Regions from separate parts of the Mus musculus genome. Here all the other regions are linked to region 2. The links are chromatin loops, found by intact Hi-C in ENCODE. Cell type or tissue: heart. All regions are shown on one strand.

Region 1 (8,000 bases), 160 kb before region 2:
GTGGTCATCATCTTGTGCTGCTATCTGTGCGGAGATGTGCTCCCTTTTGAAGCAAGGGCTTAGCCCTTAGAAGGAAGGTGCCAGGGGTGTTGCTGAAGGTTACAATCTGGCTTCTGGTCCCATCCTCACTCTCTGATTCTGGGTTAGTTGTGATATGAATAGCCTTTGCCATATACCTGACACCATGAGAGACACAATTGCAACAACTGCACAAATTTGGTGCTAGAAGCAGGGACACAGATGTGCATCTGTTGCAAAGTGCAAACCCCATTCAGGGTGGGTCTCAGATCCTGTCCCCAAATGAAATAAAAGGCTAGTAGACTGAAACTCTTGAGTGTGTGCTCCAAGGCTCTCAAAGCACTGGGAAATTCCTTTCCCTGAGCCATCCTGTTTACAGAACTGAGCCAGCCCACTGGATAATTGGGTACCTGCCCTATCTCTAAACTGCACTTAACCACAGTTCGTGCACCACAGACAGCCCTGCTCCAGGGTTTCTGGGAAACAGGGTGAGTCCCGGGCCATTGTCTCCTTTACTTCTGAGGCAGAAGCTGCTTGATGCTGTCCAGACTGGGATTCTATCGTCCCGTGCATACTTAGAAACAGCAGCGCCACGTCTGGATGCCACGTTACTCCATCATCTCTGCTACTGCCCCTGGCATGCCCAAGGTGCCTGGCCAGTGCCAGGACAAAGGCTGGCTGGAGTGAACAGAGGAAGGATGCTGAGGTTTCAGCAGGTGGAAGGGCCTCTTTTCCATTTCTCCTGGTACAGTCAGGGCGCTCAGAGGGAAAGCTTGGCATTGTGTTGGAGCCATATTATGGGTCCCTGTAATGTGCATATTTGTTTTTTCCCTGTTTTCTGACTTTTTATTTCCTTTTCAATAAAGTTTCCACACACTTTTTGTATTTTTCAAGTCCTAATTTTATTTTCATTTTATTGACTTTTTCACAGCCTTTGGAAGAAAAGAGAATAAAATATGCAAGGGTCCCTGTAGCAATAATGTCTCTTAGAAGTGTCTTTCTGGGCTCACCTGGCTTCCTGGCCTTTGTCTGTCAGTTGCTTTGCCATAATAATGTGATCTATATGGGTGATGGAAGGAAGGGTGAGCTCATGGTTGCCCTCCACACTCCCTGCTCATGTGTGTGTGTGGTATGTGTATGTTGTGGGTGGGGGCTGGGTGTGGTATGTGTAGTATGTGTGTGTGTGGTGTGGGTATGGGGGGTGGTATGATGTGGTGTGGTGTGTGGTGTGGTGTATGTGTGATATATGATGTGTGTGTGTGTGTGTGTGTGTGTGTGTGTGTGCATGGTATGTGTTTCTGTGTGGTGTGTATGTGTTTCTGTGTGTGTATGTGTGTGATATGTGTTGTGTGTGTGGTGTATGTATGTTGTGTGTGTATGGTATCTGTGTTGTATGATGTGTGGTGTGTGTGTGGTGTGTGTATATGTTTCTCTGTGTGTGTGTATGGTATGTGTGTGGTATGTGTTGTGTGTGTGTGGTGTGTGCATGTGGAAGGTAAACAAGAGCAAGCAGATCACTCCATGTATCCATGCATGTATTCAGGAGAATCCTCTCCTTAGTGGTTGGTCCAGGTGTTGCACTGGCATTTCGTGCATCAAATTCTTCTTTTTGGTTTTGAGACAGGGTTTCTCTGTATAGCCCTGGCTGTCCTGGAACTCACTTTGTAGACCAGGCTGGCCTTGAACTCAGAAATCCGCCTGCCTCTGACTCCCAAGTGCTGGGATTAAAGGTGTGTGCCACCACTGCCCGGCATGCATCAAATTCTTCATGTTTAAATAGGTGCTACCAGCCTGTCTCTTCTGTCTCTGCTTCCGGAGCGGGCCCAGGCAATTGTGTAAACTGCAGACAGAATGGAATTGAGTTTTCCTTGCTGTGTTTATTTCCTAGGGAGCTTGTGGATGTCAGTCATCTGAGCAGGAAAGATCTTAACTTTCGGCATCAAACAGGCCTTCTGCATTTCTTTTTCTTGGTCTTGGAGGCAAACCCACCAGTGACTAATTGTGTGCTTTCCAGGGACCTACTGAGGGGAACAAGTTATTCCTGCCTGGTGCTGGCTCCACAGCATGCAGTGATTGCAGCTGCTGTCAGACTCTGTGACACTGACTAAGATGTTTGTGTGCTCGTTTTCCTGAGTGCTTTCTTGAGCTCTTAGCAGGATAGTAGCAAGCTGTTTATCTTAGTCAGGTTCGTGTTGCTGTAACAGAATGCCACAGGCTGGGTAACTTAAACACAATAAAAATGGATTTGGCTCATGGCTCTGGACTCTCAAAAGTTCAAGCAACTGATGAGACACTCCTTGCTGTGTCATCCCACCGGGGAAGGCAGAAGGGCAACAGAGCACAAGAGAATATAGAACAAGAGGTGACAAACTTGCCTTTATAATGAATTCACTTTCCTGACAATTAACCTTGTCCTATAATGACATTAACCCGTCGCCTCTCAGCGATCCGGTTCTAACACACAAATTCAGTGAGCAGTAGAGCACATTCAAACCGCAGCACAGATGGTCTTTGCTTTCTCTTGGTGAGCACGAAGTCTATGGGTGGACTTCGTTCCATAGATAAATGCTTGTTGAATGACTGGCAGATGAAGTGAGGGAGTGGGTAGTGAACGGTGAAGATTGACAGGTCACATGTCTGTCACACATGCTGCTGCTTTCCCCAGCATCAGAACCCAGGGCTGAAGACATGGCCTGCACCCCTCCCTTCCCATTGCTCTGTCTATTCTCAGCCACCAACACTCCCAAGTCCTTGTGTTTGTCACCAGACACTCTTAGAAGAAAAGGATGGTGGAGCATATCTTTAAAATGAGGGCTTGAGAAATGACAGCACTGAATTAGCACCACGTGCTTTTCCAAGACCATTCAGCAGAACAAACGGACCACATACCCTCCCTTCCCCGTCTTGCTCACCACTGGTTCACAAAAAGGATGACCCTGAAGGACCAGGTTTCCTTCTCGTTTTTCTTAAGATAAAAATGTAGAGGAAAAAAAATCTAGCAGTAGAGATTAATGCAAAGACTAACTAGACAAATGTAGCAAGGAGCAACGAAGTCAAAGTCTTCGTGGCAATGCTTAAGATCGAGTTTTCCAGTTCTCCTGTGACATTTGAAAGCATGAGATAAAACGCGTTTGATGTCCTGAGTTTATTATAGTCTAACTGAACCACTGCATTTCCAGTCAAGCTCCCTGGAAGAGCATTGTGAACCTCAGTGGGACAATGGTAGCACAGAGTCCCAAACACAACCTCACCAGACAACGCAGTTCCCAGCTGCTTCTGTTATTTCTGAGAGTCCTTCCTTGGTCTTCCTCAGTTCTCACCTCCATTTTTCTCTCAGAGGATCTAACTCGTACTTATCAGACATTTCTTGCAAACTTACCAGACAGGACAGGTCATTTGCCTGTTTTCTTTTATATCCTTGTTTTTACTACCAATGTTAATGGTTTTTTTAAAATTATTTTTGTTAATTAAATTGGTTCATGGATAATTGCATGTATTTATATGATGTATTCTGATGTTGTCATCCCTGTCTTCTTTCATTTCCCTCCCCTTTACACACACATTTCCCCTCATGTGTGTCCTTCTGTCTTGTGACCCACTGAGTTTAACCAGGGCTGCCTGTGTGGCCACAGACAGAACATACTGGGGCCTCGGTGGGTCCATAACTGAAGGCAATATTTCCCCTTTTCTCAGAATCCATCAGCAACCAGTCATTCAGCAGGAAGGTCCCACAAGCCCCTCCCACATACATGACTGACTGTTGGCAGGGCCAGTTCTGTTCAGGCCCAGTGCCCATAGCTGCTATGACTTCATGTTTCAATGGCCAGGGCATGTGAGATTGCACAGCCCTTCTCCTTATCTTCTGGCTCTTACTCTTTCTATCTTCTCTCCTGAAACATTCCCTGAGCTACAGAAGCATGGTAGGAGCATCTTGTCTAGTGCTGAAGCTCCACATCTCACTTAATTCTCAGCATCTCAGACAACCGTATGTCTCTGTATTGAGTGCTGTTCACTACAAAGGGAGGCTCCCCTGATTAGGGGCTGGAGTAACATTTGTCTATGGGCACAAGCTCAGATACTTAGAAGGCAGTCTACCATCATTTAGCAAACCATCAGGAATAAGTTGTCTGCTGAGGCCTATGGCTTCCCCATGGGTGTTTGGCCAGGTTTACTGTACCAGGCACGGGTTCCCATTTGGGAAGCCAACCCCAAATCCAATCAGAGAGCAGCTGGTCACAGTTGTTCAAGTGACAAGAGGGTAATGTAGATGCAGTAAAACTTCAAATATGGTCCCTGCTCACTCTCAGGATCTCCCCCCCCCCTTCCCCCAGGGAGCAGGTCAAATAAACGTAAAGCAAGGCATTGTGGGAGGGCAGAGGAGAAGAGTGCTGCCCTCTGCACTTCAGTCTAGATGGGGAAGTTGGGAAGTGAGGAAAGAGAGACTCATGGGATGGAGGTGAGTGGGATGGGGTCAGAGTTGAGCCTGAACAATGAATAACAATCCACTCAGCAGACCATAGAGTATTGGTGTACAGAGAGACTCTGAAATCACAGATGGTTTGAAATGGTCGGAAAGCAGGAAGGGTTGACCTCAAGAATTCCTACTAAACACTAGCCCTAAGGACAAAATACTGGGCTAGACGGAAAGAAATGAGTAAGTCTGGGTCAGATCACAGTGGACTTTGAATGCCAAGTCAAGGGTCTGGACTTTACTGTGTGTGTGTCCATAAAATGGAAGGGTAGATATTTTCCCTGATGACTTTTTAAATAAATGAATGAAATATCAGGATTTTGTTCCACTGTTAGCTTTTCTATCCGCCCTGGCAAGTGTGTTCTGTTTTCCCTGCTACACCATTTATTGTTTTATTCTCTAAGTAGATTGTCCCAGAATGTCCTTGCTGGCTGCTGTCTCTTTTAGCATATTCCGCTCCTCCTTGTTATTTTAGCCCAAGCCCAGGTAATCACTCACAATTTTAATTGTCTCCAGCGTTAGACAGTGTAAGGCTGGCTATTAGTAAGACTCTTGGCTGCTGAGCTTGAGTAGAGGAAACCCCTGGAGTCTGTGCCCAGACTTGTTTCCAGGCTCCGTGCTTCCCACCCACATTTCTGGAGCACTTTACTTTGTAAAGATTTAGTTGAAAATCAACTTATGGATTTTTCCTTAATTGGCTTGGCCAGGGTTAATCTGTCACTGGCCCAGCCAAGCTGGCTTCCATTATGCAGCCACACTGAGGATTTCCTGTGTTTCTCTTGTCCTAAGGGAGGCTGGCTGTTTTTAGAAACAAATAGTGTTGGTGAAGGCCGGCATCCCTGTGTCCTCTGAAGTGAACCCAGCAGGGCTCCCATCTGACTCAGCCCTCCAGACTTTTCCTTGAAAAGAACAAATCTTGGATTTGGCATTTGCATGCTAGAGGTATATGTGTATATATATGTGTGTGTGTGTATATATATATATATATATATATATATATATATATATACCCTTAGATTAATGCAAGCCTTGCTGTTTATTTCTGGCTCTTTGGATTACCTCTTGGAAATGCTCAAGGATGTGCAGTCCATGCTGGAAACACCTGTAACATCAGGATGTGTGTAGAGAGGGGATTTCTATGTCTCTGGATACCTCAGAGTACCTGCAGAGAAGGGGCAAGGGCATCCTGTGGCACTTCTTCTGAGGTTGTCCCATGCTGACCGCACTGATTTACATGTAGGGGAGGGAGCCTGAAGCTTTTATTATGAGATTTGAGTCATAGTGGGAACTATGGAGTGGCACTAGAAAACAGTGATGTTAAGGCACGATTTTGTGTCTGGACAATCTGTGAAGGTGAGATCTGTCCCTCGAGGACAGCCGTTCACTAAAGACACAAGCATAAGAGGACAGTCCCACTTTCTCTGTGATACTGCAAGAATGCTGGATTTCCCAGGGCCATTGGCAGGTATGTGGTGAGGTCATGCTGTATGTGATAGCAACCTGTCAAAAAAAGCAAACTGCCCCTTTCCACCCCACGGTGCCCTCTGAGGCCCTGAGGTGTTCACACAGTCCTGGATATCGTTCCTTATGATCACATTTGCTCTGAACTCACTAAACCAAGAGCACTAACTTCTAAAGAAAGGATTTTGAAGCCAAAAGTATCCTGTCTATCAGGGGCCAAGGGATGCCACAAGATCACACCATGGGACAGACCTCATGCAAGAGATTTATTGGGGGAAGGGGAGACCAAATGGCTGCCTCTGAGTGGGCGTGGAGACAGTGGTAGACCAGGCAATGATGGTTGGCTTTATGGGGGGATGAGTCCAACCTTGCAGCTGAGACATCTTGCCATTAATGACACCTGGTGGTCTCCTAGAACTGTCCCTCAGTTACAGTAAGTACAATTAAGCTTCATAAAATAATCCTCGCCAGACTAGCATCTCGGACTGCACATGGAAGTGCTGAGAACACATATAATGTCTGATACCTAATAATTGAGAAACCACTGGACATCAAGGACAAGGCAGAGGTCAGGGTTGTAGAAGCAAGAGCAGTGGCCACACCTGTGAGGTAAAAAGCCTGCCAAATCAGAAGCATTTTGGCTAGGAAAAGTTACATGCGCATTTTCTTTGGAAACTTTTAGTGACGTTGGCTTATGTTCTTTGTGTACGGACACACACATACTCCTGTGTTTGGGTCCTGTCTTCTCATTCTTTCTGTAACTACCCTGAGACCATGATGCGTGTCTAAGGGCACACGAGCCTCAGCACCACAGCATCTCACCTTAGGAGATTTAAAGCAGTGCCTCTGAGCTGTCCACTTAAACAGAAGTGTAGAAAAGGACTGAGTCAGGTTAGGGACACATCTGAGCGCAGGATCTGGGCTTTTTCAGAGTCACTGAGTCTCTAAACCTTAAGTTTGTGTCTGTTTAGCATGTAGCTTATACAGTATACATTTTAATCATTTCTGTATGCTAATATGTCTTTCACTAAGAATAACAGTATATATAAAACACATAGCTAACTTATTACTTACATAAATAACTTACTCTTTGGCCTTGGTATATGCATATATGTGTGTGCTGAAGCCGGAGGTTGGCTTTATGAATCTTCCTCTACGGCTTTTCACCTCGGAGGGCTTTTTGGATAGGGTTTGTCCCTGAACCTGGAGCTTGACATTCAGGCTGGAGTAGGCAGCCAGCAGAGCCAGCTGTTTCCCTTGACCAGCACTGGGATTACAGATGTGTGTCCTACCATCCTGACTTTTTATGCAGAGTCTGCGGAGAGGAACTGGGATAGCAAGCACCTTACCCACGGACCCTTATATCCCCAGCTCCCACGTGTTCAAGTTACATTTATTGAACAATTATTAGGTATCAGACATTATCTGTGTTCTCAGCACTTCCATGTGCAGTCGGAGATGCCAGTCTGGCGAGGATTATTTTATGAAGCTTAATTGTACTTGCTGTAACTGAGGGACAGAATGGTTGGTACCTGCTGTTAATGTGTGGGGAATTCAAGTAGAATGACTTTCCTGGAAGCAAATTTGCAAAGAGCCCCCACCCCACCTCCACCCCCACCCCAGAGTATATAGAGCCTTTGGCTTTACAATAAAGAAAGACACTTGAGTAGGTAGTCCCAGCAGGGCTAAGCACTGACTGCTGCAGGAACAGGGGACATTTTGGAGATGGGGTTAGAGAGGCAGCTTAGAATAGACTGAAGTGCCGGTGTGCCAAAACAAGGAATCTGGATTCTATTCAGTAAATAGAGGGGATTACACGGAAATTTTTCTGAGTTGGGAGGGTCAGATGACAGGGTCAGATGACAGGGTGTGTGTGCTGCAAGCCAGGGAAGTCTGGTAACAAGGAAGGTAGCTGGGAGGGTGTGGCAAGGCTCCAGGCAGAGCAAAACTGCAGGAGTACCTTTGCTCACTGTTCCTGTAGGTCAGAATGCTCTCTGGCTCCTCCTAGTCACACACACACACACACACACACACACACACACACACACAC
Region 2 (8,000 bases):
CAAGAAAATCTCCCCCACGCGATTCCCCCACCCCCTCCGGGACCTGCCCACCCAACGTGCCCGCCACGTCCCCTTACCGTGGCAGAAGTAACCATGGCATCCGTGTGACTATTTCCAGGGACGTCGACATGAAGAGAAAGGTGGACTCGAGTTCGGTCATTCAGTCTCGCCCACCCCTGCCGCAGCCACTACCCAGCGGTGGGAAAAAACGAGGGGAAGAAAGAAAGAGGGAAGAAAGTTGCGCCGGGCTATCTCGCGGGGCGGTGCGCGGAGCTGCTGGGTAAGGAGAGGAGCCTTCAACTCTGAGTCCCGTGAACATAATCTGAGCGGTTATAACCAGCCAACCCGGCCAGATGGCTCCGCGCTCAGCGCCTTAACCCCTTCCGCGCCAAGCCCCCTAGCCCCGCCCGCAGTGACTTGCAGGCCCGCTCCCTGGCATTTTGGAGTTTGCTCTCGAGACCAATGGGAAGACCTAGTCATTTCTCCTAGTCCACTTCAAAGGAAAACAAACGAACGAACAAACAACAAATAAGCCCTCTCAAAATAGCCTACTCTTCATTATCCCCTCTTTTGACCTTCCCTTTTAGAGATGGGGAGAAGGAGCCAACAAAAAACGTTTGATTTATCATTATATTTTACACGTAAATATCTTCGATCTGTCTTATTCTTGAACTTTTTCTTTTAAGGCTTCCTTCCTTTCTTTCTTTCTTTCTTTCTTTCTTTCTTTCTTTCTTTCTAACTAGGCAGATGAAGGCCTTTCTTGCCCCTTGGCTCAGGAAAGCTTGAACCTCAACCTTAAACTCTGTCTCCAAACCTCAGACCCTTCTGTCTTTGGATCTCTCTCCACCCCCTATTAAGCCCCCCCCCAGCCCCCCCAGGCCCTCACAACAACAGGAATCTGCGCATGAACAGTTGCTTGCCTGCCCTCGAACTCCTCAGTCCTGGGGGCAGCTCACAAGGCACAGTTAGTTCAAGCTGTCTAGGGAGGTTAAGTTGCTGAGGTACGGTGAGGGTGGGAGTGCTAAGCAACCGAGGAAGGGGTGGTTTGCGTGTGCGCAGAGTGTGCGTGAAAGAAAAGGAGAGGTATGAGCCAAAGCCCCACGTTCTACACACTCCCTAACTTCTCCACCCCTTTCTTTCAAGGTAGGAGCCGACCCTGGAGCTGAGCATTTGCCCAGCACTCGCCGCTTTGTACAAAAACAATTTGCCCAGAAGAAAGGGCAAGCAAGGCACCCCTTCCTGACTCCCCGAAAGTAGCGACGCTCTCTTGCACAACCGCTAGATTCATTCGAGGAAAAGATCTCAGGGTGGAGGCAAGGGTCTTATTTGTAGATTATTTTAGCTATTCATTAGATTCCCCCCCCACACACACACACACTTGATCCGAGCTGATTCTCTCAGATTTTACAGTGGTCAGAGCATCTAGATTTTGCTCAACTGCGGTCCAAGAGAAATGAAGGGGGAGGGGGGAATCCTAGTGGTAAGGGGAACCGGAGAACCAGAAAGTAGTACACCATTGCTCCTTCATTCCCTCCCCCATTCTTGCAAGGTGGAACTCAAGTCCAAGTGCCCCCTCCCCCCGCCCCCACCTCTGCCACTCTCCAAGTTGCCTCCTGTCAGGACATTTGACTCACACACAGCAGGAGAGGCGATTTGATAGTCCACCTCTTCCTTGCCTCCTAATAAAGTCTGATAAGCAACTCGCAATGTACTTTAGCAAGGTTCCAGGTTCAAAACCTGGAAATTCCTTGGAGATGCATAGGTTTGGTCCACACCCAGGAGTGCCAGAATTGCACCCACCGGTTAAGGCTGAGAGAAGCTGCGGGGCGAAAGGAGGCCAGAGAGGATGGAGAGTCGGGGGCTGCATACTAGATAGATTGTACCTGCCTCATCATTATCCTGGCTGACGGGGGCTGCCACATCGAAAATGGCCTGCAGCACCCACAGAGGCCCACCAAGGACGTCACCTCCAACGATCCCTTTGAAGGACTTCCCTCCTGCCAAAATATCTTCTTCTTCCTCCGGATCCGATCAGGCTGCAGAGTTTTCCCCTTCACCCTGCCACACAGCACTTTGGAGGTTTGGCTTGGGCGTGCTCTGTGAGGTTCTGGTTTTCTCGCGGTCTTCTGGCCCGCCCCTGCCCTCCCCCACTTCCCGCACTTGCCTCCCCCCACCCCTGCTTTCCCCCTCCCTTCCCGCCAGTCTCTCTGCCAGTGGAGTTCTAGGGGCTCATTTCTCAAGCTCCTGGTCCCGGGGCTCTACAGACTGCAACCAAAGAGGTGCTTGATTCTCTGGGAAGGAAGGAACGGGTTAAATACACGTGTGGGCTGCACCGCCGCCGGCTGCTCCCCGGTCACTGGCGGTCTGGAGGGAGGAGGGGTCTACGAGGGGCAAGCTTAAATATGAACAGTCAGAAGAAAAGGCAGCAGAGTTCGAGACTTCGATTTGTTCTGCAGATGCGGTGCACTAGCTGGCCGCCTCCCTTTGCCAGACCTGGGCGACGTCAGGAAGAGTGCATTGTTTCCAACTCAAGGGTGCAGGAGGGTCTGTCTCTGCCTGCAATCAACAGGCCTTGTAATATGAGAGGTGACACCTTAATCTTGCCAAATATGTGCGGTGTCTTGGGGGGAGGGCGGAGAATGGGGAAAGGAGAGGGGAACAGGGAGAGACTTAGGCAACAGCTGAGAGCAAAGGCTGCACTTTTGTAGAAGAACTGTGATCCACCTGCCCCCACCCCGACCCCCACCTCAACCCGTGGAGACCGCTTATCCTTTTCTTTATGTAAGACCTGACTAAGGATTTTCTTCTTCTCCTTCCTCATTCTTTCCAGCGAAGGGCTAAAGGTCCTCTTTGCCTTCAGGATACTCTAAAGGCATTTTGAATTTCTAGGAGTTCAGAAGTCAAAGAAAGATGCAGGGCAGAAAAAAAGAGGCAAAAAGGCACACTTGTTTATAGGCAGATAAAAGACTGTCAGAATTATAGCAACTTCTAGACAAACCCAAGTTTCTAACTGGAGAGTTATAGTTTTTGTAGAAAGACTCACGCTAAGAGTCATATATGTAGCTAGAGTTACTAGCATATAGGGCAGGAAGCAATAGAATGTGTACACTCCATGGAAAACAATGTCTTCTGTTAACTGAGTCGTGGACTCTCTAAACAGATGCTCTGGCTTTGGCCACCAATCTGTTGGCAGTCCCTTTGGGTCAATGGACTTGATTTTTCTCCTTATTGTATCTGAAGACCCTGGTTCCTGAAAGCAGGGTTTTGAAAACCCTCTCTCCTAAGGCAAATTCCTAGAGCTTGCCTTGGGCCTACCCTTATCTTTTGTAATAGCGCCACAGTGTGGTTGAAACTCTAAACAGAAAAAAAGGAGAAGGTGGAAAAGCTTGGAAAACTGCATTTACTTCTATTGCAGTTCAGTGGACTGCCATCCGCTTACCTGGAGTGGAAAGGGTTTCTCATGCAGCAATAGTGTGTGTATGGTGAATATTGACCCAGGAAATGAGAAAAGTGGTCCCGTTTGACCTGTAGGTGACAAAGGTACCCTTCATTATGCAGTTAGCCTTGGCTCACAGAGCTAGCTAGACCTCGTGTTGTTTCTTTTACTTGCCTTTGTATAAGTAGCGTGCCTTGGCGGATCCTAAAGTATCTCTGAGTTGCCTCTGTTGCTGGAGGGTCCTAAGGCTGAATAGCCACAACACTTGTGCTTACTTTTGCTCTCATTCACCATCCCCGAGTCACTGAGACAGCTGTTCCAGATGAGGAAGGCAGAAAGTCTACATTTCCAAAACAAAGTGAAGGCAAAAGGTGTCTGTATTAGAAATAGGAACTTAGGGTCGGGGCGTTCCATGCACTGTATCATTTTGGCTCCCCATGCCAAATGTGTTAAGCACACGGGCTAGCCTGCCAGTTAGCAGTGGTCCCCAAATGCCCTGGAGCATATATGAGACATTATTTGGGAGGATTATCCCCCCCCCCCCCCATGAGATTATTTGTCCCTGGTAGCTGGGTGATGTGTCTATGTTTATTCAGTAAGCTTAGCTTTCTCTAAAATGTCTGCCATCTTAGGAAAGCACATGTTGGCTCCAAGGACCAGCTTAGATCTAGTAGAGATATTAGAAGCGGTATTCTGCTGGAGAGATGGCTCATTGGTTAAGAGCACCGGCTGCTGTTTCAGAGGATGTGGGTTTAATTCCCAGCACCCGCATGGCAGCTCACAACTGTCTGTAACTCTAGTTCTAGATGATCTGATGCCTTCATACAGACATACATGCAGGCAAAACACCAATGCACATAAAAATAAATAAGTTAGTCACAGTCTAACATCTTTTTTGGAAGGGTTGGTTTTGTAGAGTGACAAATGTTTCACATTGCTCTCAACCTTCTCAACATTGTTTTCGGACAGGTTTCCTAGCTGATCAAAATCCATCGAGAGTTGGTAAAGTAGTAGGAGTCTCCCAGGTACATTAGGAGGACTAAGTAAATCCAGTAATTTGAAACTTACAGCATAACACCTGTCACAGTGCAAGCCCCAGGCCTTACAAGGACATCTTGGTCAGTCTACTGGTGAGGGATTCTGATCTTTAGAAAGAAAAGCATTAGCCGGGCGTGGTGGCGCACGCCTTTAATCCCAGCACTCAGGAGGCAGAGGCAGGTGGATTTCTGAGTTAGAGGCCAGCCTGGTCTACAAAGTGAGTTCCAGGACAGCCAGGGCTACACAAAGAAACTCTGTCTCGAAAAACTAAAAAAAAAAAAAAGAAAAAAGAAAAAGAAAAGAAAAGAAAGAAAGAAAGAAAGAAAGAAAGAAAGAAAGAAAGAAAGAGAGAAAAGCATTTATTAGTTGGGTTCCATGTATATTTTACTAATATAACTGTGTGCCTGTGTGCATGCACGTGTCTTCACATATGTATTTGTCTTCCCAGACAGTAAGAAGTGAGCAGAATGAGGCAGTGGACATACATACAGTTTATTTAACTTCCTAATGTGGACTTCATGAGAGAGAGAGACAAAGAGTTTAAAAATCTCATTCTATTCATTCCCCACCTCTGAGGCAGAATCACTTCCCATTCAAGAGGAAATTCCAGCACTTCCTCCACGGTTAACAGATTGCCTAGTGGATTACTGCCCTATTGTTATCCTTAATTATGTTCTTGGGCTTATGCTGAGAAATATAATGTATTGCATGGAACAACAATGAATCAACTCATTTTGTGAAATAGAACGCATATTTATAATTAGGCTTCAAAAAAATTATCCCTAATGATAGAGTGAAGGTGTGTATGCCTGCCACACAGGTGGATCTCGGAGTCACAATAAACTCTCCTGCTTTGCCAGTCACGACACGAATTCCTAACCACCCTATAAATTAGCTTTATGCTGTACCAAACTCCACTCATAAAAAAAAAAATGACATTAAGGTTTCCTAGGTAACTAATGCATTTCCAAAGGGAATAGGTCTCAGGAGACAAAGAGGGCAGGGAAAAGGATGGGGGAGGGGAAGAAAAACGTAAAAAAAAAAAAGCATTAGATTAGGCCCATGTGACATAAACAGAATATTTCACGGGGAGAAACCATAAAGTTTTACTGTGTGCGTTTGACGTAGATATGGCATTGCCATCAATTCTATCTTTGGGCAATAAAATACCCCATAGATGATCCTCCTATTATATATGCCAGTGTTTCTCCTTGCAGATTCAGTTATAGACTGAGAAACCTTGACCCTTCAATTCAACTGCTGGGCTGTACCCTTGATGAGCCAGCTAACCCGAGCCTGTCTTTCCACTCGTGTATTGAGATGTCACCAAATGACAAGATGAAAGGGAGAAGTGAGGTCATCACCATGGGCCCAGAAACCAAGAACTTCGGTGCGACCCATCACAGAAACGCTTCCCTCATACCAGAAGCGATGGCCTTTTTGATCATAGTCATTTGTGAGAGATAAGGATCCCCAGGCCTTTGGTGATTATGTCTACAGTGGGGACTCATTAGGGTGTTTGATACATCCTATCCAAGCTTTTATGGGGTCTGTGACAGTGACTCTTCATTGTTCACTTGAGAGTTTAGGATCACTTCGGAAACAGCCCCAGGGGTGTGTCTATGAGGGTGGTTCCAGGAGGTTTAACTGGGGGTGGGGGTGGGGGTGCGGGTGGGGCAAAGATATGCCTTGGCTGTAGGAAGCACCATTCTGTGGGCTGAGGTCCCAGACTAAAAACAATAGGGGCCTGCCAATAGTGAGTGGACACCAGCATGCATTAACCTGGGCTTCTTGATTGCACACACACACACACACACACACACACACACACACACACACAATGTAAACAGTACCTTACACCCATGCAAACAGGAACGCCCTGCCAGGAGGGACTGGTCCTTCATATCAGAAGCCAAAACAAACCCTTCCTTTCTTAAGCTGCTTTCGTTAGGTGTTTTGGCACAGCAACAAGAAAAGTAATTACTAGACTGTCCCACGTAGAGTTGCTTTTAAAAACTTCTTTTTAGATTTGCTTTTATTTGTGGGTATATGCGTGTTTCTCTGTGTGTGCCACCTGTGAGCAAGTACCCTTGTAGGCCAGAAATGCATTACAGAACCCACAGAAGCAGCTTGCCAGGGATCAAGGTTGCCTGGGGGTTTGGGAGAAGATAGGCAATAGAGGCTGTGAGCAGGATTTCATCCGGTCTAACTATGAGCCACATAGGTGAGCATGTCTTACTACAGGACAGTGACTTGTCATATAGGAGAGTGATTCCTCTATTGATCCATCCTCCAAGGAGATTTCTCTGTGAAGGCAACTGTTCATGACAGCTTAGGTAAGAGAGCTATCACAGACCTGCTAGACAAAGCCTTTGGTGCCAGGGTTCTAAGAAATTTATCTAAGGGGTTAGACCATTGGCTTTGCTCCAATGGTTGAAAAGACGTTTAAATCAAAACTCCTTGCATTTGCAGAATCAAGACATGGAGGGAGAAAGTGGTCGAGCCCCGAGATTGTAATAACTCATAGGTGAATGCCTACCCAGAAATTATGGGATCTGAACCTGAACCTGTAGATAGTGGATGGTTAGCTACCTACGTGTGTTTTATTTGAATTCCACCCAGTAGCAACTGGTCACTCATACAAATGTCTGTCCATTTAGCACAGAAACAGACTTGGATGTCACCTTTGAAGCCTGCCTGTGGGCAAGCTTCAAAATCTGGAGCTGCTTTCAGATAATAACCACAAAGCACACGATTTGCATGCTGTCTCTTTATCGAATCCTCTTCTCTGCCTCCAATAACGGATGAGAGGCTCCTCTTGGTTCTCCCCACGCCTTAAGAGGTCTCCCATAGGTAGCTTGCAAAAACAAGTCCCAAAACCTAGAAATCACAGCCTTTGACATGGAGAGAATTACTTTTCAAATTACAATAGTCGTCTCTTCACCCATGTTCAACCACCCATCTGAACCCAGAGACACCTTTAAAAGAAAGCAAACCAGAGAGGCGAGCAGCAGATTGGAAATGTACAGCCTTCTACACATAGCTGTTAATAAATCAAAAGCAGTGAGTTTTGCCCAGAGTTAGCAGGGAGTCTGTGGTTAATGACAATGGAATCAGACCTGGCAAGGGATCACAAGATGACACACTGGTCCACACCCCTTATCTCAAGTTGGAAAACAGAGACTGGCTGCCATGTGGAACCAGCACATGAATGGCTTGCATTCTTTTGGAGCTGGAAGGTGTCTGAGAGTTTCCTAGTCAAGTCCTTCACTTCACAGAAGGAGTCATTGTGATACAGGGAAGTGAAGGGACTTGCCTGAGAACACACAGAAAATCAGACTCATCAGTGAGTGTGTGGTACCCACACTCCTGATTCCCAGCATGCTCGTTTTTCTGCCTGTTCAACCCCAAGAGACATGTGATTATTTCCTCCAGGGTACCTTCTGTCCACCACTCTCGATTTCCTATCATTTCTTTTTGCCTCTCTTTACTTATTTCAATCTATTTTAATATTTCATTTCCTTTA
Region 3 (8,000 bases), 150 kb before region 2:
CCTTGTATATAACTCATGTTGCTGCCTGGCAGTGCAGTTTAGCTTTGAATTTTATTAAGAAAAAGGTGCTTATCCACACGACTATATGCCTCAGCTTTAAGAGTCAAAATCAGATCTTTTTGGTGCCAAAAAGAATGAAGAAACAATATGCCCTATCTGCCCATCTCTTTCCATTTGGTTTCTACCCTTGTGTACCTGGACTGTTGCCTAGGTTGCGGTTCCTAATTCCTCAACATTCTCAGCGCAAAGCCTTGATCACTCTCCGGGACTGGCATGTTCTGTAGGTTAAGCTAAGAAGAGGAAGAAGAGGGGTGTTTTTCAGACTCATATACATGGCAGAGAAATTACTGTTCTCTGGATGAACAGTGGCCAGCTAGGGCCTCCCTCCAGCTCTTCCTTCCAAGAAGGCACCAGCCAGCTAGGTGTATGCTTAGAAATCCATAGTTTATGCTCCCTCGAAAGCAGAATATTGGTTTCTAACCTAGGTCCTTGACAGCTGCCTACAAATGATCAAGAGGTTCTGGGGAGTTGTGGAATCAGTCTGCTGCAGGTTGAATGTTTAGCTGTAGGAATCACCCCTTTGGACGCTTAGAGATAAAGCTCAATTTAAAAGGGGATAAGTTGTTACTTTGAGTCATGTCGACTAGAAAAGAGACCCTCAGTGCCAGCTACATTCTATCTGTGTTACAGAGTGACAGGGCAGTTTGCTTCTCTGACCACTAAGAGTTTTGATTACTTATCAAACCAACAGGACATAGGAACTGTGTCTACCATTTAGGAAGATTCTAGAAATGATGCAGGATAATGGAAGGACAAAGAAGTGCTCAGCAAATCACAGTTATGATAATTATCCGTATGTTATTAATTTTCAAATATGGATATGGCCCACTTATGTCTATACATTCAGGAAAAAAAATACCTAAACCAGATTTTAAGGGGCCTTAATTATTGCGCAGACTATAGTATAAACAGCTGCCAAAAAGATTTAAGGTTCTCTTTGCAGAAAGTCACTCCAAATCCAAACATGCAATCACTCACCTGCGTTCAGCTTACTCTTGGTCATTTGTAGAGCACTTAGACATCCCATATGCTGTGTGGGAGGAGTATGGCCCATCTAGCAGGTCCAGTGCCTCTTCCCTTCTGTCTCTCCCCTTTCATAAGCTGAATAAAGAAATGCTTCCATTGCACGAGGCACTGCAAAGTGTCTGGAGAGGATGATCTGACTGAGGAAACTGTTTAACTATTTTCCTAGCTCTTTAGTCCTCCCCTAGGACATATGCAGAGGGCCTCCAACTCTCTTGTCCACCAGCACCACTTTCGTCGAACCAAGGGATTTTCTCAGCATACCTTCAACTCTGTTTTGCTCAGCCAACAACAGGGTCAATCCAAGTATCTTAGAGGTGGCCCGAAGCTTCCAACTCTCAATATTGTCATTTCCTCTGTCCAAAACTGTGAGCTGTGTGAACTTAGGGACAGGCTCTTGAGCATGCTGTAGATGTTCCCATGTCAATGCTTGTGGCTCCTCTTGATGCTCTGCCCAAGAGTGGACAGCACCCTCAATCACATGTCCCCTGTGCCTTCCAGGCACCACTCTTTGAGACTTGTTCTTAGTGCTTGTCATTCTGTCCCCAGGCTTTTGTCATTGCTGTCACCTCCGACTTTATCCCCCGCCTTGTGTACCAGTACTCCTATAGCCACAACGGGACACTACATGGCTTTGTGAACCATACACTCTCCTTTTTCAACGTCAGTCAGCTGAAGGAGGGAACACAGCCTGAAAACTCACAGTTCGACCAGGAGGTTCAGTTTTGCAGGTAAATGATGTGGGGGAGGAGGGCCAGGAGCAGTAGGTCCAAAGAGTTATTTAGAAGACCTGGAGGGGGCTTCTTCTTCCTTTTTCTCCATCTCCTATCCCTCCAGAGTTGCTATGAACTCACTTGATTGAGTCACTCAATATTATTGAGAGCCTTTTATTACATACTATAGAGCAGATCATGTGCTATCTAACTTTGACCATGTTGTCAAGGAGAAGAAAGAGCAGAGGAGTCAGATATCATATGGACTCACATGTAGGCCCATGTGCATGGTGAATAATCAGAGGACAAGGAACTAGAGTGGAAAAGATGAGCTTCCTACATGAGCTGTGGGGAGATGAATGTCAGAAAGGGGAAGTACTCTAGCATGGAGCTAGACAATGGAGTTTCAGTGAAGGAGGACTTTTGAGAAACTAGTGCTGGAACTAGAAACATAATATAAAATATGTCAGAACTCCTGGGATCGCATAGGCCAAGCACAGAATTTGAATAGCATAAAGAACACACCAGAAAGCTGTGAAATCTCACAGCACCTCTAATATGATATGATAGGAAGGCATGGCCTTTTAGTCATCAGAGAATGACACACACAAAGTGTATGTTGAGGTAACTCATGTGATTTCAGAGAGGAAGATGAGCTAGGGTTTGGAGAGCACAGAGAGGTAGTCAGTCAGGCTGCTGAGCCACTGAGACATGAACTGGGATAGGCCTGGGCTAGAGTCACCAAGGAATTAAGAAAAAAAAAAAAGAAAGATTTTTTTCACATGATATGCTGCAGAGTTAGTGGTGATAGACACAGGTGGAGGTGGGGAGGAGGCTGAGTGTGGACATGGCTTGGCAATCATGGTTCTGGTGACATGTCGAGGAAGGTGCTAGAACCTGATCTTACGAGATAGGGTGGGATTCTGACTTTGGTAAGTTGGAATCTCAGTGCAGTCAAAAGAGTGAAAAGATCAATACTTGGACGATCATATCATACTGAAGGTGCTGCCATACTTCACGGCTTCCCATGTGTTCTTCTTGCTATATCCAAACTCAGCATTTTGGCCTGTATGACCCCAGGCATTCTGACACACTCTTTTGGTCATTACTATCTTCTCAAATGTCCTCTTTAATCAAACCTCTACTGTCTAGCTCCACACTAGAGCATGCTCCTTTTGCCATTCAACATTTATGTGTGCCGAGTTTGATGTTGGTCATGCTGCATTGCCAATGATGGTTGGAAACCCAAGCAGTGGTTTTCACCTTCCCCCTGGATATGTTCTAAGCTGGTATTCAGAAGAGGTGGCTGAGTGACACCACTCCAGGAATCCCCAAAGTCAAAAACAGGAAGCTCTTTGTGACTTCTCAAGGAAAGCTAAAGAACAGAGGGACAGCGGGGAACAACTTGTTTGACCCTACTGGACCCTGGAGACATGACAGTCTCAGCCATGCCTCCATCAAAGACCACACCCCACATATTGCAAACACAGACTAAGAAGCCAGGGGGAGATGTGGGACTGGCAGGGATTGTTCTGGCCACCATCCAGTGTGTCTTGTGAAAAGCTGTTGGCATCCCGTCAAAGCAATGTTCTGCTTTCCTTTTTCTTAATAGCATATATGAATTAGATAAAATAATGTTTCACTATGTCATTTTTATACATATAAAAAGATGTACTTTGACCATCCTGTTCTGGTTTCCCTATCTTGTCTCTTCTTCCCCTCTCACCAATCCCCTCCTCTTCCAAGTAGTTCCTTTTCCAGTTTTATGTCCTTTATAAAAATTCTAGAATCTGCATGTGAGAAGTACACGTGCAGTATTTACTTTATTGAGACTGACTTGTTTTCTTTGACCTGATGTTCCCCATTTCTAACCATTTTTCTACGAATGGCATAGCCTTGGTGTTCTTTATGGCTGAATGCAACTCTCTCTGTGTCTGTCTGTGTCTGTGTCTGTGTCTGTGTCTGTGTCTGTGTCTGTGTCTGTGTCTGTGTCTGTGTCTGTGTCTGTCTGTGTCTGTGTCTGTGTGTCGTGTCCCGTGTCTGTCTGTCTGTCTGTCTGTCTGTCTCTCTCTCTCTCTCACTCTGTGTGTGTGTGTGTGTGTGTGTGTGTGTGAGTTCACATTTCCGTTATCCATTCATCTGTTGATGGGCATCTAAGATGACTCCATTTCTTACTTATTGTGACTAGAGCAGTGATAAATATGGATATGCAGAGTCAGGCATGGGGACACATGCCTTTAGCCCCAGCAGAGGCAAGTGGATCTCTGTGAACTCAAAGCCAGCCTGATTTACATAGTGTGATCCTGTTTCAAAAAAGAAATGGATATGCATCTGTCTCTATGGTATGCTCACTTAGATTGCTTTGGAAATGTACACACGAATGACAAAACCAGACTGTTTGGTAGTTTTATTATTCTATTTTTTTTTGAGAGAGACTCCACAGGATCTCCATAGAGGCGACACTAATTTACGTTCTTTGCACTAGCATCGCTTGGTATAGTCAGAACAGGGGGCATCTGCTCATGTTTTCCCCTGTGGCCTCAGAGTCAGACACTCCTAAGAGAGATGCTTAAGCTCAGATCTAGAGTCTGAGACCACGAGAGAGATGGTTTGGTCATCCCAACCCAGACAGCTTAGCTTACTGACCTGTGATTTAAATGGATGGCCATGTTCAACTCAGCACTAACGAGATCTTAACTGTAGTCAACCAAGAGAAGACAAAACAGCAGTGACCAGGCCCCCCAGCAGACTATCTATTCATTTATATGAATATAGTTGTTTCAAAGGTTTTACAGGGTGGAGGAGGGGCTACAAAGTGCCTAACCCTCAGAAGTCCTCTTGTGTTTGGATTTCCTCCTACACTAGGCACTGCCCAGGCCACTGGATCTGGCTGGTTTGTCAGACTGTCCATGGTGCTGGATTTTGGTCTGTAGCTCTAACAGCCCTGTTCTTTAGCACAGGGGTTCTGTGCCAGAGCTGCAGGACATTTTGGGTGTAATCACGGACCTTTCTAAACCTAATCCAGTCCCTGAATAATGACATGGAGACTATATTTATTTATAAGCTTTTGGCCTTGTAGCTAGGAGTTGTTTCCTGCTAGCTCATAATTCAATTGTCCCTTTATACTAATCTAAATTCTACCACATGGCTGATTAGTTACCTCTCCTTCCTTTCTGGCCTCCTTCTGGCTCCATGTCCAGCTGGCTGAATCGCCCATGTCTGACTCTTTCCCAGAGTTCCTCTTTTTGGAAGTCCCACCTTACTATTCTGCATATTGCTATAGGCCATAGGTTTTTTATTTTAACCAATCAGAAGGTGATGTTTACAAAATACTAAGGCCAAAAGGTGCTTAATAATACCAAAATCCACTCTGTAATCAGATCTTTGCTAGTTCAGAAATTAGCATTTGAATAATACATGGATAATCTTTACACACTACACAAAAACATCACTCCAACATATGGATTGTTCGTGTTGCCCACAAAGTCAGTTAATAGATTTGCACTAAACAAATAGGCCCTGAGAAGTAGCAATTCTAATATTTTTAGTAACTGGAAATAAATAATTTTTTTAACTGTAAGTGATTGTGGAAACAGTCCCTTAATGTTTGAGTCTATCAAAAAGAAATCAAAAGAAACTGGTAAGACTTGGGAAACTTTGGAGTTCTCTAAGATTATAGATGTTCCTGGCGACATATTCTGAACTAAAGTTCAGATCAAATTTCTACAAGAGCACAGACTCCCAGGGTTATGCAGTGAGAACCAAGGTGAATACTATCTGTCTCTTCGTCAGGTCTAGCAGCACCTGTCAGTCATAGAGCGAACCCCAGGGATCTTTCCCCTCCCCCTCCCCGGATTCTAGATCACACAGTAGCAGTTATGTTTTCTAAATGCCATTGTCTGATGGATCCATACTGGGAGCCAAGAGTAGATCTAATTTTGAATGAGGTTTAATTCAATCAAACAAGTCAAACCCTAATCTTTATCTCCCAGTTCTACTTTAGTCAATGCGGACTGTACTTTAGTCAATGCGGACTGTACTCCACATGGTTGGCATCAGCTGTCCTGACCAATCAAGCGGAGTTTACTCATCCCACACTGCAAAGGCTCAGGACCTGGACATGAGTCAGGACACACAGGGCTGAGCTTCCGGCATCTGCTTTAAAGTCTCTGGATTTTCCAACCATTTATGCACAAAACTCTAACAGTACCTTCATAGTTTCTATACAGGTAGATGAAATTATGGTGTGTACATTACCTGTTCAAAATTATCCTGAGGATGAGGAGATGGCTCAGAGGGCAAAGATGTTGCTGCACAAGTGTAAGAATCTGAGTTCTGACTCTCCCCGTCACCCCCCTTCCCACTCACACAAGGCCCAACACAGTAGTGCAATTCTGTAATCCCAGGGCTCCTGCAGGAAGACAGTAGGCAGAGACAAAATAATCCCCTGAAGGTCATGGGCTAGCCAGGTGTACAAGGTGCCTACCAAAAGACTATCTCAAAGAAGATGGAAGGCAAGGAGTGATACCACAGGCTGTCTTCTGTGCTCCTGTGAACACAGACATAACACACATGATGGAGAGAGAGATTTGATGAAAGAAACGTGCTGCCAATGAGGGACAGAAGTATCAGGAGCATGCTTAGGAGGTGTCTTAGTCAGGTTTTCTATTCCTGCGCAAACATGATGACCAAAAAGCAAGTTAGGGAGGAAAGGGTTTATTCAGCTTACCCTTTCCACGTTGCTGTTGATCACCAAAGGATGTCAGGACTGGAACTCAAGCAGGTCAGGAAGCAGAAGCTGATGCAGAGGCCGTGGAGGGATGTTACTTACTGGCTTGCTTCCCCTGGATTGCTCAGACTGCTCTCTTATAGATCCCACGACTACCAGCCCAGGGATGGTCCCACCCATAAGGAGCCTTTCCTCCTTGATCACTAATTGAGAAAATGCCCCACAGCTGGATCTCATGGAGGCACTTCCCCAACTGAATCTCCTTTCTCTGTGATAACTCCAGCCTGTGTCAAGTTGACACACAAAACCAGCCAGTACAGGAGGCATACTTTAACTCTATCCTTCTGCCAAGAAAAAGTGTCTTCAGAAACAAATCATCCTGAGATCAAACTGGAATGGCCTTTGGACCAGTTAGGATTGTGGGGTCATTGTGCAAATGTTTGAAACCCTGGTACAGGTTCTGTAATACAAAGCACCATAGTCCCTCCATCAGGAAGTCCAGATGAAGCAGGGGTGTAGGTGAGCAGGATGTTCAAATGCCACTCTAATAACATCTCACAGGGTCACTGTGGGGACATTACCTCACTCAGACTTAAATATTTGGGGGTAAGCATTCAAAAGAGATGGAGGATAAAGAATGAGGAATTCAGTGGCTACAGTATCGATCTATTTTATGTTTTTGCTTTATTTATTTGAGACGTGGTCTTCTTGTGTATCGTGAATAGATGAATAATTATGAAGCTTAGAAGGGTATGCTGGCTAATCTTGTGTTAACTTGACACACAAATCTGAGGTATCTGAAAGGAGGAAACCTTCATTGAGAAAATGTTGCTATAAGATCTGGCTGTAAGGCATTTTCTTAGTTATTGATGGGGTGGGATGGTCCAGCTCATTGTGGGTGGTGCCATCCCTGGGTTTTCCTGGGTTCTATAGGAAACCAGACTCAGCAAGCCATGGGAAGCAAGCCAGCAAGCAGTACTCCTCTATGGCCTCCACATCAGCTCCTGCCTCTAGGTTCCTGCTCTGTTTAAGTTCCTGTCCTCTGGTGATGAGCAGCAATGTGGTAGTATAAGCAAACTAAATAAACCCTTTCCCCCCCCAACTTGCTTTTGTGTTATGATGCTTCGTTGCAGCAATAGAAACCCCAACTCTTTGCCTCTTCCTCCCTACAAATGCATGAACACTTGAGTCAGAAAAGAGGATATAGAGGTAACTATTTTCTTAGTTTTAACTTAGCCATGAATCTTTTACTGTAGTGAAAAATACACCTAATAGTGAAAATGTAAAATCCCACGTGAGGCTCCGGAGCTTCAGAATAGCTATTTTGTGTAGCACATCACTGAGATGCACAGACTTGGGGCTGTTTCTGATGCATGGTGTTATGTATTTGCAAGCCCTTGATAACTAAGCACTAATATATCCTAAGACTTTTTCTTTAAGAATTATTTATTTATTTTATGTATATGAGTATACTG

Evidence for each region. Peaks named below come from ENCODE experiments on the same cell type or tissue, not always from the same donor. Only the 100,000 strongest peaks of a DNase experiment are listed, where the experiment ranks them.
Region 1: a loop joins it to region 2, with 2.3 times the contacts of the local background. A loop is called at or near these places in 4 of 42 quality-filtered maps.
Region 3: a loop joins it to region 2, with 2.6 times the contacts of the local background. A loop is called at or near these places in 4 of 42 quality-filtered maps.

The regions. Positions count from the first base shown.
Region 1 is chr6:126,004,121-126,012,120 of GRCm38, forward strand. The region is part of intron 20 of Ano2 (anoctamin 2); the gene reads left to right. Among named protein-coding and RNA genes, the nearest start is that of Gm24947, 120 kb to the left of the region's middle. In heart, no CTCF peak of the experiment used is centred here; no DNase peak of the experiment used is centred here; H3K27ac peaks cover 2,464 bases.
Region 2 is chr6:126,164,653-126,172,652 of GRCm38, forward strand. Ntf3 (neurotrophin 3) reads right to left here and starts at 308. Exons shown (of 2, transcript NM_001164035.1): 1 at 78-308. The coding sequence starts at 95. In heart, a CTCF peak has its summit at 3,354; DNase peaks (open chromatin) are centred at 289, 2,359 and 3,369; H3K4me3 peaks cover 2,966 bases; H3K27ac peaks cover 2,660 bases; H3K27me3 peaks cover 1,440 bases.
Region 3 is chr6:126,013,882-126,021,881 of GRCm38, forward strand. It overlaps Ano2 (anoctamin 2), which reads left to right. Exons shown (of 25, transcript NM_001364562.1): 23 at 1,633-1,814. Among named protein-coding and RNA genes, the nearest start is that of Gm24947, 130 kb to the left of the region's middle. In heart, a CTCF peak has its summit at 3,290; no DNase peak of the experiment used is centred here.